Regions from separate parts of the Homo sapiens genome. Here region 1 is linked to region 2. A link is a loop called in an ENCODE intact Hi-C map of the cell type or tissue named here. Cell type or tissue: PC-3. All regions are shown on one strand.

What was found. Hi-C counts contacts between places; a loop is a spot of excess contacts. Peaks named below come from ENCODE experiments on the same cell type or tissue, not always from the same donor. Only the 100,000 strongest peaks of a DNase experiment are listed, where the experiment ranks them.
Region 1: it touches region 2 in a loop (3-fold over the local background); 8 of 110 quality-filtered maps call a loop at or near these places.

The regions. Positions count from the first base shown.
Region 1 is chr6:141,151,127-141,159,126 of GRCh38, reverse strand. No RefSeq gene overlaps it. Among named protein-coding and RNA genes, the nearest start is that of MIR4465, 470 kb to the right of the region's middle. RefSeq lists enhancers at 5,339-5,498, 5,026-5,639. In PC-3, no CTCF peak of the experiment used is centred here; no DNase peak of the experiment used is centred here.
Region 2 is chr6:141,549,004-141,557,003 of GRCh38, reverse strand. No RefSeq gene overlaps it. Among named protein-coding and RNA genes, the nearest start is that of GJE1, 580 kb to the left of the region's middle. In PC-3, no CTCF peak of the experiment used is centred here; DNase peaks (open chromatin) are centred at 4,263 and 7,823; H3K4me3 peaks cover 943 bases; H3K27ac peaks cover 4,175 bases.

The DNA.
Region 1 (8,000 bases), 400 kb after region 2:
CCTCAGAGAAATACTTTGCTTCTGAGGCCTTTACTTTGGGGTGTCATTTTCTGAGCCCCAATAATAGCAAGAAAAATGGCTCTGAATTTTAAGTGGAAGAGCATACATGCGTCTGAATAGCAACTGCTGACAGGGAAAACTGCTGTGTTTATATTTAGAACAGAAAACAAGTCTGTTCTATCTTCACTTTACTACAGGCAAAATTCAGTAAGCTGGAAATTTACTGCTGCCTCAGACACTGAGGTTACCTTGTAAATTGCCTGCAAGTGATTCAGTTCAAAGTTACCATGCAAAAAGAGTTCTTCAGTTCTAGAGAGAACAAATAGAAAAGATGGTAATATAAACACTAGCTAAAGCTAACAGTGGCTCAGTCTTAGTTGTTATTTTGTTGTTGTTGTTGTTGTTCAGTTTTGAGTAATTATATAAAGTACACATTGAAAGATATTCAGGATTTTTTGATTCTCAAAAGCAGGCAGATTTCTTTAACTTTAATGTTGAGGATTAAATTCTCCAAAATAAGTCATGAGATACATTTCTAAATTTTGTTCATCTGATGTAGTTTAAGGACCATTTTAATACTCATGGCTTATAAATAATGGAGTACATGGAGCAATTTTCTACATAAAAAGCATAGTTCACCAATATTGATATATAAAAGATGGCTTAATAATCCCCTGTAATCCCATGCAATTAGGGAGTGTATTTTTGCATGTAAGTAGATATTTAGTGATATCCATTATTAAATATCTTCTTGCACTTGAGATCCTTGAATCTTCTCACTAATGAAGCAACACACCATTAACACTGTCTACTGAAACCCTGGAAATCTTAAATTATATAGAAATTAATGTATAGGCACAGGGTGTACAAACTGACGAGGAAGAAGTCTGCCTTCCTATTGTATATTCTGAGTCTTAGATTAAAATCCTCAAAATTCATCCACTTTTTGGCAGGTTATAAATGAGTGGTCTTAGGACCATGGGGGCAGACAGCCTTCAGGACAACTCCTAATGACTTGAATGTTTCAGATACTCATTATTTCAATAGGCAAGAACCTTCATTCATCAACTAGAATATTACCTCAAATGGAGATGATGTAGGATTATGCCAGCAAGCAAAAAGATAAAACTGTTTAATAATTCAGATTTTTTAAATGGTTTTTTTTCTCCATCCAAATAAATGCAGCTCTCCCTAATTTTTGTTTATTTCATCTCATCAATTGTTCATCAAAGATGAATGATTATTAACAGCCTCTGACAAAGTTTTAATGCTTGTGGTCAGAACTGTAGAGTGTTAAAAATAATATCCAACAGGTTAAATAGGACAAAATAAGAGTGATGCCATAAATGCTAAATGTCAATGCTGTGATCATTAAAAACATTAAATATTTTTCCAAAAGATTCACATTATATAATGTATATTTAATATTTTTGTTTGTTATATAGTCAAATAATCCAGGTCTAATAAGTTTTTCACATATTATCTCATTTTTTAGCATTATTTTTTAAATTGATTTATGTCCTCACATAATATGTTAAGGTCGTCAATTTTATGTGTCAACTTACAGGACTAAGGGATGCCATAGAGTTGGTGAAACATTATTTTTTAGTATGTCTGTGTGTGAGGATGTTTCCAGAAGAAAATAGCATTTGAATCTGTAGGCTGAGTGAAGAAGATGGTCCTCACCAATATGCGTGGGCATTATCCAACATGCTGAGAGACTGAATAGAAGATAAAAGCAGAGAAAAGGCAAAATTTGCTCTATATTTTTCAGTGAGGATATACATCTTCTGCACTCAGACATTGGCACTTCTTGTTTGGGGGATTTCAGGCTTGTTCCTGGATTTACGCCATTGTCCCTCCAACCTCAGTGGTTCTCAGGGCTTCTGATTTGGACTGGGACTTACACCATTGGGACCTCTGTCCTCAGGCCTTAGGATTCAGACTGAATTACACCACTGGTTTTCCTAGTTCTCCAGCAAACAGACAGCAGATTATGGCTTCTCAGCCTCCACAGTTGTATCAGCCGATTCCTATAAGTCTTCTCTTATATATATTATAATATATAATACATTTAAAATATTATATTGTATATAGCATTAGTTCTATTTCTCTAGAGAACCCTGACTAATGCATGTGTATGTAAATTTAAATAAATAACTCTGAAATGTATTCAAAATATTGAAATAGGCTGGGTGCAGTGGCTCACGCCTGTAATCCCAACATTTGGGGAAGTTCAAGGCAGATGAATTGCTTGAGCTCAGGAGTTCAAGACCAGCCTGAGCAAAATAGTGAGACCTTATCTCTGCAAAAAATTTTAAAAATTAGCCAGGCATGGTGGCATGTACCTGTAGTCCCAGCTTCTCAGGAGGCTGAGGCAGAAGGATCTCTTAAGCCTGAGAGGTCAAGGCTGCAGTGAGCCATGATTGTATCACTGCACTCCAGCCTGGCCTGGGTGACAAGGCAAGACACGGTCTCAAAAAAAAAAAAAAACCATTAAAAAAACTATCTATCTATCTATATACACACACACATACACACACATATGTTTATATTTACATATTTTTGAGACCATGTCTTGCCTCTCTCACACGTGCGAGAGAGATGTGAGGATGAGAGAAAGAAAGAGAGAGAAACCTTTTACTAGATTTCTTTTCTTTTTGTTTATCTTGCTCTGTCTCCCAAGCTGGAGTGCAGTGGTGACATTTCGGCTCACTGCAATCTCCACCTCCCAGGTTCAAGTGATTCTTCTGTCTCAGCTTCCCAAGTAGCTGGAATTACAGGCATGCACCACCATACCTAGCTAATGTTTTCTGTAGTTTTATTAGGGACAGGGTTTCACCATGTTGGTTAGGCTGGTCTCAAACTCTTGACCTCAAGTGATCTGCCTGCCTTGGCCCCACAAAGAGCTGGGATTACAAGCATGAGCCATTTGCACCTGGCCCTTTCTCTAGATTTCCAAAATTTAAATTTGAAAAACATCTCTTGAAGACAAAATACCCAATGCATTTATTTTAGTCTAATTTACTGCTACTTTCTTTATAAATTGAATCTTTTCACTTTTCCAAGAAGCCTGATCCACGTGATATTGCTTCTTCTCCCAATCTGGAATTTTATAGTAAGAATTCTAGCCATTTCCCTTGGACCTATCCTCAGTGAATGGTGTAGTTTATTCCTGGGCCATGTATGGCAGCATGCATGATCTTAAAAGAAGTGAAATGTTCTTTAGAGAACTTCTATCTAGTCTGTTGTTGCAGTTGTGAAAAAAAATCACTGAATCTGAAGTCTTGGGGTTATGTTCATTTTCTATCTGAGAAATACAAACAAAATTCTAAGTCCCACAACCTACTGAATGGACCCTTTCTTGGCCAGGCAACCTTGAAAACTGAGTTCTCAGCCATGACAACATGGGAGGTCAGATACACCTTGTTATAGCCTCTCCATCGATAACCACCATTAGGTTTTCTTCGATAAGGGCTAATCAGAAACCAGCCCTTTCGGAAGACTCCACCGTTGGTATAACCAACGGCCTGACTGCTGCCCCTTCCTTTTGCAGTTCCAACAAAACAACCCATCAGCATCTCTTCCTGGTAGGAGACCATCCACTATGGAGTGGGTCTGGCCGGTCTACAGAGGATGATCAGTAATGGTTTTCCCGTCCTCTGCTTCACCTTTTGACATGAGAGGGCCAGAAACTCCACCCTTGGATCATGCTAACATCTCTATGTTCTGAACATGGATCCCATAGAGAATCATGAAGCTCAATTGCACATGCGTATGTTTCTCCTTTCATAAATATTCATTACTCCTCATATAGCTTATTAAATACATATATTTGGTCCCCTTGCTCAGCATAAGTTCCTCTTCCCTCTGTCCCTGTCTCAAAGTGTCTGTTTCTGGCTTCTGACCATAGGCTACTCTTCTCAGTCTGCCAGAATGGCCACTCTTCAGGCCACAACACTTCATGAAAAATAAAGTCCTCCTTTTCAAATATATGAATCTTGTCATTCTTCAGTTGACAATCAGATAATTATTTTAGGTACTTGAATAAGTTTCTCAAACTCCCTGATCATTTCCTTCTTTTTTAATAAAATGAAGATCTTGAGAATTTATTTCACAGAGTAATAATGAGCTAGACTCTATTTTCCTCCGTTGAATACTCCATTCTTTTAGGAACCCTATATTCCATTTCCATTCAATCCTGCCCCTAATGCCACAGGTGTGGAATTATCAGATTCTAGGTGGAATAATCAGACTTGCTCACTCTCTTGGTGAAAAGGAATTGTGATGCAAAAGATGAGTTAATCGAATAATGGTGGGCTTTGTAGTTTCTTATATGCACAAAACAGTGACCAAAACAGACAGAACTCTTGTCCTCATGGAGTTTTCATTCTAGTTCTAAACAACAGTGTTTTTGTTTTTGTTTTTTTTTCCACACCAACCAATTACTTAATTATCAGCAAACACCGACTGGGTGTCCTACAATTTAACTCTATTCTGACCCTGACCACCTGGAATTAGAACAGGCCATACAGATTAAGGATTCAGTCTCACAAAATATTCCTTACTTCAGATGCCAGTTGCAAATAGAAGATCCCTTAGTTACTCACAACTTCTTTCCAACTTGGCTACAAGTCAGAGTTTCATGGGACTCCCTTCTCATGTTCAACAATTTGCTGGGACAGCCCACAGAATCCAGGAAAACAGTTTACTTACTATTTACCAATTAGAAATTTTTTTTTTTTGAGATGGAGTTTTGCTCTTATTGTCCAGGCTGGAGCGCAATGGCGTGATCTCGGCTCACTGCAACCTCCGCCTCCCAGGTTCAAGCAATTCTCCTGTCTCAGCCTCCTGAGTAGCTGGGATTACAGGTGCATGCCACCACACCCAGCTAATTTTTCTATTTTTGGTAGAGAGGGGGTTTCATCATATTGGTCAGGCTCGTCTTGAACTCCTGACCTCAAGTGATCCGTCTGCCTTGGCCTCCCAAAGTGCTGGAATTACAGGTGTGAACCACCACAGCCAGCCTACAAATGCTATTTTAAAGGATACAAATGAACAGTCAGAAGAAAATATACATGGGGTGAGATCCAGAAGGGTCCCAAGCACAGGAACTTCCATTCCAGTGTGCCACCCTCCTGGCATGTGCAGCCTTCTTGTTCACCAACCCAGATGCTCTCCAAACCCATTTTTAGGGTTTCTATGGAGGCTTTATTATTAAGGCATGATTGATTTAATCATTGGCCTTTGGTGATTAAGTCAATCTCTAACCCCACTCCTTTTTCTGAAGATTGGGGGATGGGGCTGAATGTTCTAACCTCTAATTACAGGATTGGTTCCCTTGGCAACCAGGCCTGTATTCTTAGGTACTTTCCAAAAGTCACCTCATTAACATAAACTCAGGTAGAGTTGAAAGGGGCTTGTTATGAATAACAAAAGATACTCCTTTCATCTTTATGCTTCTGAGCTATTTCAGGAACAGGGGTGTTTGCAGGGTAGGGGGGCGGGGGAGGGGGGGCGGATATAATAACAAAGACATTTCAATCACCCCTACCACTCAGGAAGTTACAACAATTTTAGAAGTTCTGTGCCAGGAACCAGGGACAAAGAGCAAATATATAATTATTATTATATCATAAAAATCACAAAAACAAACATTTCACTAGTAAAGGCTAGAGTATGTCAATAGTGAAAAGTATTGAGGAGAAAAATAAGGAGCAGTGGGGAGAAGAAATGCTAGAACTAGGTGTTTGCAATCTTAAGGATCAGAAAATAATATCCCAGAATATGATCCATTGATGTGGTGAAATAAAGAAGCAGGCTCAAGATCTCTCTGACCTCCCCCTTCCCTGCAGCCCTGTCTCAAACCCTCTGTTTCTCCCTAAGCACAAGGAAAGGCTTTACTTTAATATTCCTTTATGCTTTGAGATCACATCTGCCAAAGAAAACACAATTGCCTTCTACTCCTTCCCTGAAATTTTATTACCAGAAGACAGGAATGTAACCACATCTGGATGGACTTTGTCACAAGATACTGTCTGTCTCTGGGCTCATTGAAATTCCTAAGAGAATCATTTATAGGATAATGTCTCCCTCCCGGGCCCATTTATCTCTCCTAAAATTATTTACTACTCCTCTAAAATTATCTATAGGCCCCCACTACCCTCTCCCCTATAAATGGGATATTTATACTTCCACCATCTGGCTCTTCTTTGAGTCACATATTTCATATGGCTCTCATGGATACGTGCATGTCAATAAATTTGTATGCCTTTTCTCCTGTTAATCTGTCTATTGTTAGGTTATTTCGGAAGGCTCAAACCTTCAGAGAGGGAGAGGTTCTTTTAATTCCTATGACAATTTTAAGATCTTTATGGTTAAAGAAAATGAAAGCAATACCAGTACAGCATTTTTGGTGCTTATTTCAGTTAACGCCTTTGGTTGATACCTCTCTACCCCCAAAATAGTTTATGCTATCAGACTCAAAAAATAAAAAACTTAAATGTTATAGAAAAAATAATATTCTAGGGACACTCAATCTCCCACATTATTATAAGAGATCTCTATTGTGATTAATATTAGGTGTCAACTTGACTGGATTGAAGGATGGCTAGATAGCTGGTAAAGTGCTGTTTCTGGGTGTGTCTGTTTGGGTGTTCTCAGAGGAGACTGACATTTGAATCAGTGGACTGGAAGAGGAAGACCCACCCTCAATGTGGATGGGCACCATCCAATCGGTTGCCAGTGCTGCTAGAACAAAGCAGCCAGAGGAAGTTGGGATAAGCTGGCTTGCTAAGTCTCCTGGCTTTCATCTTTCTCCTGCGCTGGATGCTTCCTTCTGTCCCTCCTGCCCTTAAACATCATACTCTAGAATCTTTTCCCTTTGAACTCTTGGACCTACACCAGTGTTTGCCAGAGGCTGTTGGGCCTTTGGCTACAGACTGAAGGTTGTACTGTTGGCTTCCCTGTTTTTGAGGCTTTTGGACTCAGACTGAGCCACTGCTGGCTTCTTTCTCAGCTTGCAGAGAGAGACTATCTTGGGACTTGAATTGTGATTGTGTGAGACAATTCTTTCTAATAAACCCCCTTTCATACATACATATGAAAAGGAGTACATATATGATAATAGTATATGTATTTCCATACATATATCCTATTAATCCTGTCCCTCCAGAGAACCCTGACTAATACAACCTCCATTTAAAAATTGCTGACATAGACTATCAACATTAGAAAAATTCCCTGGGCACTGAGACCATGATAAGCTCCCAGCATCCCTGCAACACTAGCAATGTGCAAAATATAGATTCACGAGTTGGGAATTCAGTAGTTTCTAAGTATATCCCTACCAGTGTGACAACTTATTTATGTGTCACAAACTGAATTGTCTATTCAGTGTCAGTTATTACTTATTTCTTATATACATTTCTCAAAGAGTTACCAGAATTAACAAGTGAATGAGACCATAATTAACCTTGATCCCCAGCAACTCATATATATATTTTATACCTGCTATTTTGCATGCCAACTAGTATAAAACATAAACAGCTTTTTATTAAAAGAATTTTACACTATGTGAGGGTCTGTTAGCTAAAGAGAGAGTAGAGCATCTGAAGTCAGAGGTTACTATATCCCAATTATAATTAATGTGTTTGGTCTACTTTTAGCTGTTTTGATTCCATGCAATTTATTTACTCTGAATGTTTACATCTATATAAAGTCACATATAAATATTATTGTTGTAGGAGTTATAAGAGATTATTTTAGGCAGATAGAAAAAGGTGTCCTTGGGAAGTTTTTTATTTTTTAAAGCATCTCCGGAAAAGTGTCTTGTAAAGCCCTGGCTCTTAGAGCCAGGCTGGCAATCTTTGATACGCAAATTCAGGCCATTAGAAACTGGGTCCACCCAACATGGTGATTCTCATGGCCTTCTTGCCCAGGCTTTTAATAGCTTTGAAGATTGTAACATTGGACTAGAGAAGGAATGTACGGGACTCATA
Region 2 (8,000 bases):
TCTCATATAAACTGAAGTATTTGATTAATAAAATGTTTTGATTATTAAGATATTTGAGTAAAATTTTTACTACATATGTTGAGAGAGCTTCTGGCAAGTTTTTATGAAAATAATTCAAACCTGTTCCTACAAGTTGCTTCATTGTATATTATGAAAATACAATTAAAGTTCAATATTTAAGTAATTAAATTTCAAACATTCTATGTTCTATAATTAATATTCAGTCAGAATTCATTATATTCAAGCTACTGTGCAAAGTATTACTCATGTGAAGGATACTCTTTGCCGAGGAAATAATACTAATTTTGTGAAGAATATTCAATGTACCTGAAACAATTGGCCTTTTATGCACTTAATGTCAATTTCTATTGCTCTGATACACTTCACCCAAATCATTTAAAATATTTGGATATGTCAATCAACACTTTTTGTACTCAATTATTTTATCTATTTTGAAGAGTGGAAATTATAGTGAAGATTCACAGAAACACACTGAATGTTTCAAACTGTGGTACAAAGCTATAAGAGAAGACATTATTCTTTTCCAGCAAAAATTGTAGGAGCATTGCATGTAGCAAGAAGTATTTTATTAGCCCTTGCAGATTCAATAAAAGCCTGTCAAGTCCTCAGTGTGAGAAGTTGTCATTCTGATTTGTCCTTCTGGCTCCATTTAAACCTACCATTTTAAATCAACTTTAGTATTAATACCTTCTAAAATGTAGATTTAAAAAAGAATAATTTTAAAGAAAAGTGACTGATTCATTTCACATCTTTGAAATAAATGGAATTTTGAAAATTATCTCATATTTCTTCCCCTGTGTTTTCTCTGATAACATGTCCCATATCAGGAGACTAAACTTTCATTACTCACTTAGTTGGCACTTTAATGGAAATTATTTGCAATTAAAAATACATAAACATTTTTTAATGGAGAGAAAATTATTTTCTTTACAAATTCTAATAATATATTTATATTATATTAAAATACAATATATGATTTGTGTGTATATAAGGAAAATGAGGCATTAGAAGACAAAAGCTTTAAAGAAAACATTCTTTTCTGAAAGAAAAATGACAACATTTTGGAAATAATCAACTATTTTATCCAAAAAACAAAAGTACATTTTATGCTTGTATTGTTTATTGCCTTTTATCTAAGTATTCTTTACCATTTTCATAAATGAGATATTACAATTTGAAATTAGTGGTTGAAGAAATACATTATTAACCATTGAAATATCAGAAATTTGGTACTCCTATTTCAGTGAAGTATGGTCACTATAACGAATATCTCCCATGTAGGTTTCAGCCTTCCCTGGAGCTTAGAAAAAGCTTTGGCCGGCAAACATGAAATCAAACCTGATCTCTAGACAGTTAGAATCTTGTCTGACCTTCTTTCCCACATGTCAGTGATAATTATTAAAGAATTAAGCCACGGTTTTATAATAAAGTATTCTCTTACAAATGCAAATTTGCTGCATCTGTTTTCAGTGGTTTAACTTTAAACTATCAATTACATTTTAATTTTCATATTTTTGAGCAATTTTTATTGTCACAATCTTGTCTACCCATGATTCTTTTTCTTTTCATTTTTTAATTGACACATAATAATTATACATATTTATGAGGTATAACGTGATGTTTCAATACATGTATACATTGTGTAATATGTCATGGTATTTAGCATATTCATCACCTCATACAGTTATCATTTCTTTGATAAACATTCAGAGTCCTTTCTTCTAACCATTTTGCAATATACAACACAATATTATTAACCATAGTTACCCTTGTATGCAATAGAACATCAGAATTTATTTCTTCTATCTAACTGCAAGTTTGTACTTCTTGACAAATCTTTCCCTATTTCCCCCTCTCCCCTGATCTCCCCAGCCTCTGGTATCCACTATTCTATTCTCTACCTTTATGAGATAAACGTCCTTAAATTCCACATATGAGTGAGATCATGCGGTGTTTGTCTTTCTATGCCTGCTTATTCCACTTAACATAATGTTTGCCAGGTTCATCCATGTTGTTGCAAATGACAGGACTTCATTATTTTTCATAACTGAATAGTATTGCATGGTGTATATATACCACATTTTCTTTATCCATTTATCTGTTAATAGACACAGGTTGATTCTATACCTTGGCTATTGTGAATAGTGCAGCAGTAAACATGGGAGTGCAGGTATCTCTCCAACATACTGCTTTCATTTCCTTTTAATATATACTCAATAGTGGGATTGCTGGATCATATTGTAGTTCTATTTTTAATTTTTTGAGGAACCTCCACATTGTTTTCCATAACAGCTATACTAATTTTCATCCCCACCAGCAGTGTATAAGTGTTCCTCTTTGTCCACATACACAGCAGCATTTATTATTTTTTATCTTTTTGATAATAGCTGTAGGTGGGAGGATCACGAGGTCAGGAGTTCGAGACCAGCCTGGCCAACGTGGTGAAACCCTGTCTCTGCTAAATATACAAAAATTAGCTGGGTGTGGTGATGTGCACCTGTAATCCCAGCTACTCGGGAGGCTGAGGCAGGAGAATAACTTGAACCTGGGAGACGGAGTTTGCAGTGAGCCGAGATAGCACCATTGTACTCCAGCATGGGCAACAGTGCAAGACTCTGTCTCAAAAAAAAAAAAAAAATAGCTCTTCCGGTTGAGGTGATGTGATATGTCACTGTGGTTTTGATTTGCATTTCCCTGATGATTAGTGATGTTGAGCATTTTTTCATATGCCTGTAGGCCACCTGTATATCATTTTGAGAAATGTCTATTCATTTCTTTTACCCAATTTTAAATTGGGTTATTTGTTTTTATTTATTTTCTGCTACGGAGTTGAGTTTCTTGTATATTCTGAAATATTAACCTCATCAGATTTATGATTTGCATACAATCTATTTCACGTCATAAAAGTATTTTTACCTACTCAAACTCTCATTTTTTCCTTATATCCTTGAACGTACTAAGCAGTTACTCAAAAGACTGTTACAGTTAGCTTTAAAATGGGGATATTCTGTTATTCTGTTGCTATAATTTGTTATTCCTACTGTTTTACCTTAATTTTATTATTTCCATATATATGCCTGGCTATGCTCTATTTTGTGCCATTGTGTTTGCAAAATTGTTTGTAGAATTATAATGCAAATGAGGGTGATGATCTGTTCCTCCAGAGAGGGTTTGCTTTGACTTCAGCCAGGCAACAGCAATCTGGGATTACTTCAATTTCATTTCATGGATTGAAATGATTCAAATATGAACGGCAGCTTCTGCCAGAACCTATATAATAAGATTTCTACTTACTCATAATTGTTATCCATTCATTGTCCTCCATACTCTAATTCCTGCCCCCCTAGCATCAAGAGGCCATCAAAGTACTATCAGCTTTTTAGCCTATAAGATGTCCTTCTGAAATAGTCAGATGCCCTCAAAGGAAAATCAGCCCCAAATACTAGGCTCATTTTTATAAATATATCTGTTTTTTTTTCTCAAATCATGACCCTTAAATTTTGCTATATTTTGACTTACAAAATGCTGTCAAGGAAATTTATTTTTATACTTTGTATGACTTTTCTATTTTTCCTCATTAAGTGAGTTGGCCTGAAACATTAATTTCATCTTGTTAGTCCCTCCCACTGCAACATGAGTGGACAGACAAAAATGATGAGAAAAGAAAGCCACCAGTTATTTATATAACTGATATTTGCCTATCTATTTATACACAGATAAATATGTTTTATATAACATATGGTTTAAAACAAACAGATCAAAATGTCTTGGAAGAGGAAGAAACTGTGCAATTTCTCTTGAATGAAAGGGCAAGTAACATTTCTAGAAATCCATGACAGTACTATAATAAAAGTGCATTCAAGAAACAAACAAATAAGAATATAATTATTTTAAGTTAAATTTATAGTAACATGAAAACGTAATTGAAACTGTGAGAGATGAAGTTGGAATATTTTCCCAGAAAGACAGCAAAAGACAATAGAAAACAGGGAAAAGTTGATCCAGAAGAAAAACATTAAAAATAGATCATAAATATGGAGAGGGCAAAATAATAATAATTCAACTTCTGTTTTTAGCTCAGAGAGACAAAATGCCAGAAAGAGCTTCACTTGTAAACTTACAAGAAAAACTAGACAGACTGCAAATAAACAGCTTCTCTTGAATCTAGCAGAAAACTGAGCACATAGGGCAAACAAACAATGTGAAGTAGGGAAGTGAGTCATGAAAAGCACCTGAATGCAAAAACAGGCACTGAGCATTTGCTTATCTTGGACAAATGCCAATGAATGACATACAAGACAAAAAGTAGTTTCAAGTGGAAATTATTAATGAATTGCAAAAGGCCAAGTATGGGCTAAGGTGAAAGTATAAAACCCCTGGGAGAGATAGTCATGGCAGGTTTCACGTACTCCTGCAGGCTTTTTTCTTTAAGAACCCCTCTCCCCAGGCCCTTCTCAGATGTTCACAGGGAAGATGAAGAAGTATCCTCAGAAAGCTTTTGCCATAGTGTTGACTGGAGAGTGGAATAACAGTCATCTCTAAAATTCTATCAAGAGCCACTATTATATATTCCCTAGTCTGTATGGCAGAGTTCATTAAAATACAAAGCCTGAAGGCACTGGCGGAAACCCACTGCCACTTGAGGAGGGGAACGGAGAAGAAGAAATTAAACTGTACTTTTTGAAGAGGAACACAGATACATGTTACACCCAGCATTTCATCTGAAGGAGGAGCCAAAACACTTAGGAAGATGCAATACTCCTGAGATTCACTTTTTCAGTGCCTTCATAAGACTAAGACCTACATAGTGCATCGGAAAATGCACCCCCCCACCAGCTCACAAAACGACACTAAAGTATCAAAAAATCAAATCAAAGCAGCAATGGAATACAGCGGAAAAATACTGCAAGGGACAGATCACTCCAGGGACTGGCACAGAGTTAAGACAAAACCTAAGTGTCAGAGACAAAAAACAAGACACACGGACACACTTACACACACACATACACACACACACAAACACAAATACAGATACCAGAATATGCTTGCCTATACAACATGTCAAAATTTCAGCTGAAAATTATGAGGCATAAAAAGGTGAGAATAAATATAATATTGAAATACAAGGCAATATAAGAATCAGGCTCATATGTAAGACATATGGCAGGAATAAAGAAAACAAGTTTAAAATAACTATGAGAGGTTAAAGACTCTATTGAGGAAAAAAACAAACAACATGCAAGATCAAATAGATTATTTTAGCAGAGATATGTAAACTAATAAAAACTCAAGTAAAAATGTTAGAAAGTAGAAACACAGTAGCAGACATGAAGAAATCTCAGAGTCCAGTGAAAAGAAGTACAAAAGTTCCCAAAACTTGGGATATTAATCAAACTTTCCTAAACCAGACAGTGAGAAAATCTTAAATGTAGCCAGAAGGGGAAAATTACATGCTACATTCCAAAGAACAAGGATAAGAACTTCAACAGACTTCCTGTATGAAATCATGAGAGCAAGAGGACAATAGAAAGAGTTCTTTTACAGTGCTGAAAATTAAAACAAAATGAAATTTTTGAATTTTATACCCCGCAAAAATACCGCTTAAAAGGAATAAAGGAAATAAAGACTTCCTGAGAACAAAACATAAGAAATCTCATTAACAGAAGATCCATTCCATGAGAAATGTTACAAGAAGTCCTTCAGACAGAAAAAAAAAAATAGGTTATAGGCTGGAAGATTGAATATATACAAAGAGAAGAAGATTATTGGAAATGGAATAAACAAAAGTAAAATAAAATATCTTGTTATTCTTGTTATTTTTATACATTTAAAGGCAACTGATTAATTAAAAGAACAATAATAACAATATCCTGTGTGTATAGCATATGCAAAAGGGAAATGCATGACCACAATGACACAGGGGTGGGAAAGGAGTTGAGAAGATACTGTGATAATCTCCATATACTATATGTAAAGTAGTATACTATTATCTGAAAGTGACCTTAGATGATTGAAACATGTATATTTTGTATCCTGGGGCAATCACTAAAAAGAAAAAGAAAGAAGTACAAGTGAGGAATATAAAATGAAATTATAAATATACACAATTAAAATTGGAGAAGGTAGAAAAAATATATATTTATAAAAAACAAATGCGAATAACTAGCCAGATGGTAGAATTTGATCTGTGTTGATAATTACTTTTGATATGAATAATATAAATACATCAATTGTCAGGTTGGACACAAAATCAAAACTCAACTGTAAGCTTATATACTATCAGAAGTGACTAAGGAGACATGAAGGCTGAAAGTCATGTGGTGTCTTGGATTGGTTCCTGGAACAGAGAGAGGACTCATTAAAAAAGAATAGCATATGGATAAAAAATAAGCTAAAAAAGACAAAAGTTCATTATTTGTATAATGGAAATTACAAATAAAGGAAATATTTTTGCTTTATTTAACAAAGTCATATAGTTGTTTTACTTATTTAGTTTATTTGAATATATAAATTTGATAAAAGTTAAATTAGCAATATTGGAGAAGCAGAACTTCAGAAATGGTTGAGTGAGGAGCTCTGAAATCTTTTTCCCACAAAGTGATTATTAAACTGAACAAAATTTTCAAAAGATAACCATTCTGGGGCTCTGGATGTTAATCAGTGGTGTATAAAAATTTAAGAAGCACTTATTCAGGAAAAGTTTTGTTAGAATAGTGGAAGTGTGCAGTGTTTTAGATTGCAGCTGCTCACATACCCTCTCACTCACCTCCCCCTCCTTTGTGCAGTAGTTCTACCACTGTAGGGTAGGCCAGGAGGATCTGTAACTAGCCAGTCAGGGAGACTGATTTGACTTGCTGGGACCTTGGGGAAAAACAAACAAAAAAAGCCTTTTTTCCAGGACATTGATGAAAATGATAGTGATTTCAGTGAGAAACAATCAGGGAATGCAAATATTGCAGGTAACCTGAAGACAAGATACTGATTGAGGCAAGAAACCAAACACAGGTCATCCAGAAATTTCACAGGGAGGCACAGGTCATAAGACACCTGTAGTAGATGGTATTGGTTAGGTTTATTTGTCAACTTGACTAGGCAGTGGTATCTAATTATGTAACAAAACAGTAAGCTAAATACAGTGTTGCTGTGAAGATATTTTATAGATGTGGTTAACATCTACAATCAGCTGACTTTAAAAAAAAGAGTAAATAACAAAAAGAGTAAATAACAGAATTCTTGGAGAAGAAAAAAATCTACCTTAAGACCATGGCATTTACACCTATTGGAGTTTCCAGCCTGATCCTAGCCTGCTCTACAGATTTTGGACATGTCAGCACCCATAATTATATGAACTAATTCTTTAAAGTAAATTCTTTCTTTCTCTCTCTCTGGATAAAGAAATAAGCTCTCTCTCTCTCTCTCTCTCTCTCTCTCTCTGTGTATATACATAAAATCTGTCTCTCTCTACACACACACACACACACACATACACACACATCTATATATCTATCTTATTAGTTCTCCTACTTTTGAGAACCATGACTGATATACAGACCTAAGCTCTTAAACTCTTACTCATTCCTGAGGATCTGGATTTATACATGTCCAAGGTTGCACACACATTTATGATGGTCCTAGTTATCTACTGGTACCTGACTGAATTTGAAGTGTTGCTTCCATAGAAGATAAAACATGGTACAGTTTCGTAAACTGCCTAACCCTTAGCTGTGTTACTCACCCATATACAGATCCATTGACAAATGATGCAACCCTTAGCGCATGTTATTTCAGCATACCCTCTGAGTAATTGTTGATTGACCACTTAGCCAATCTGACCCTAGGTAGAACCCTAGGAACCCATGTTTGAAAAAATAAAAACAAGGAAACAAAAGTGAATCATAGGCATTACTGGCATTACTGATGTCAGGAGAGACCACAGAACTATTCCCACCCAGTCATTAAACAAATAAACAAATTTTTTT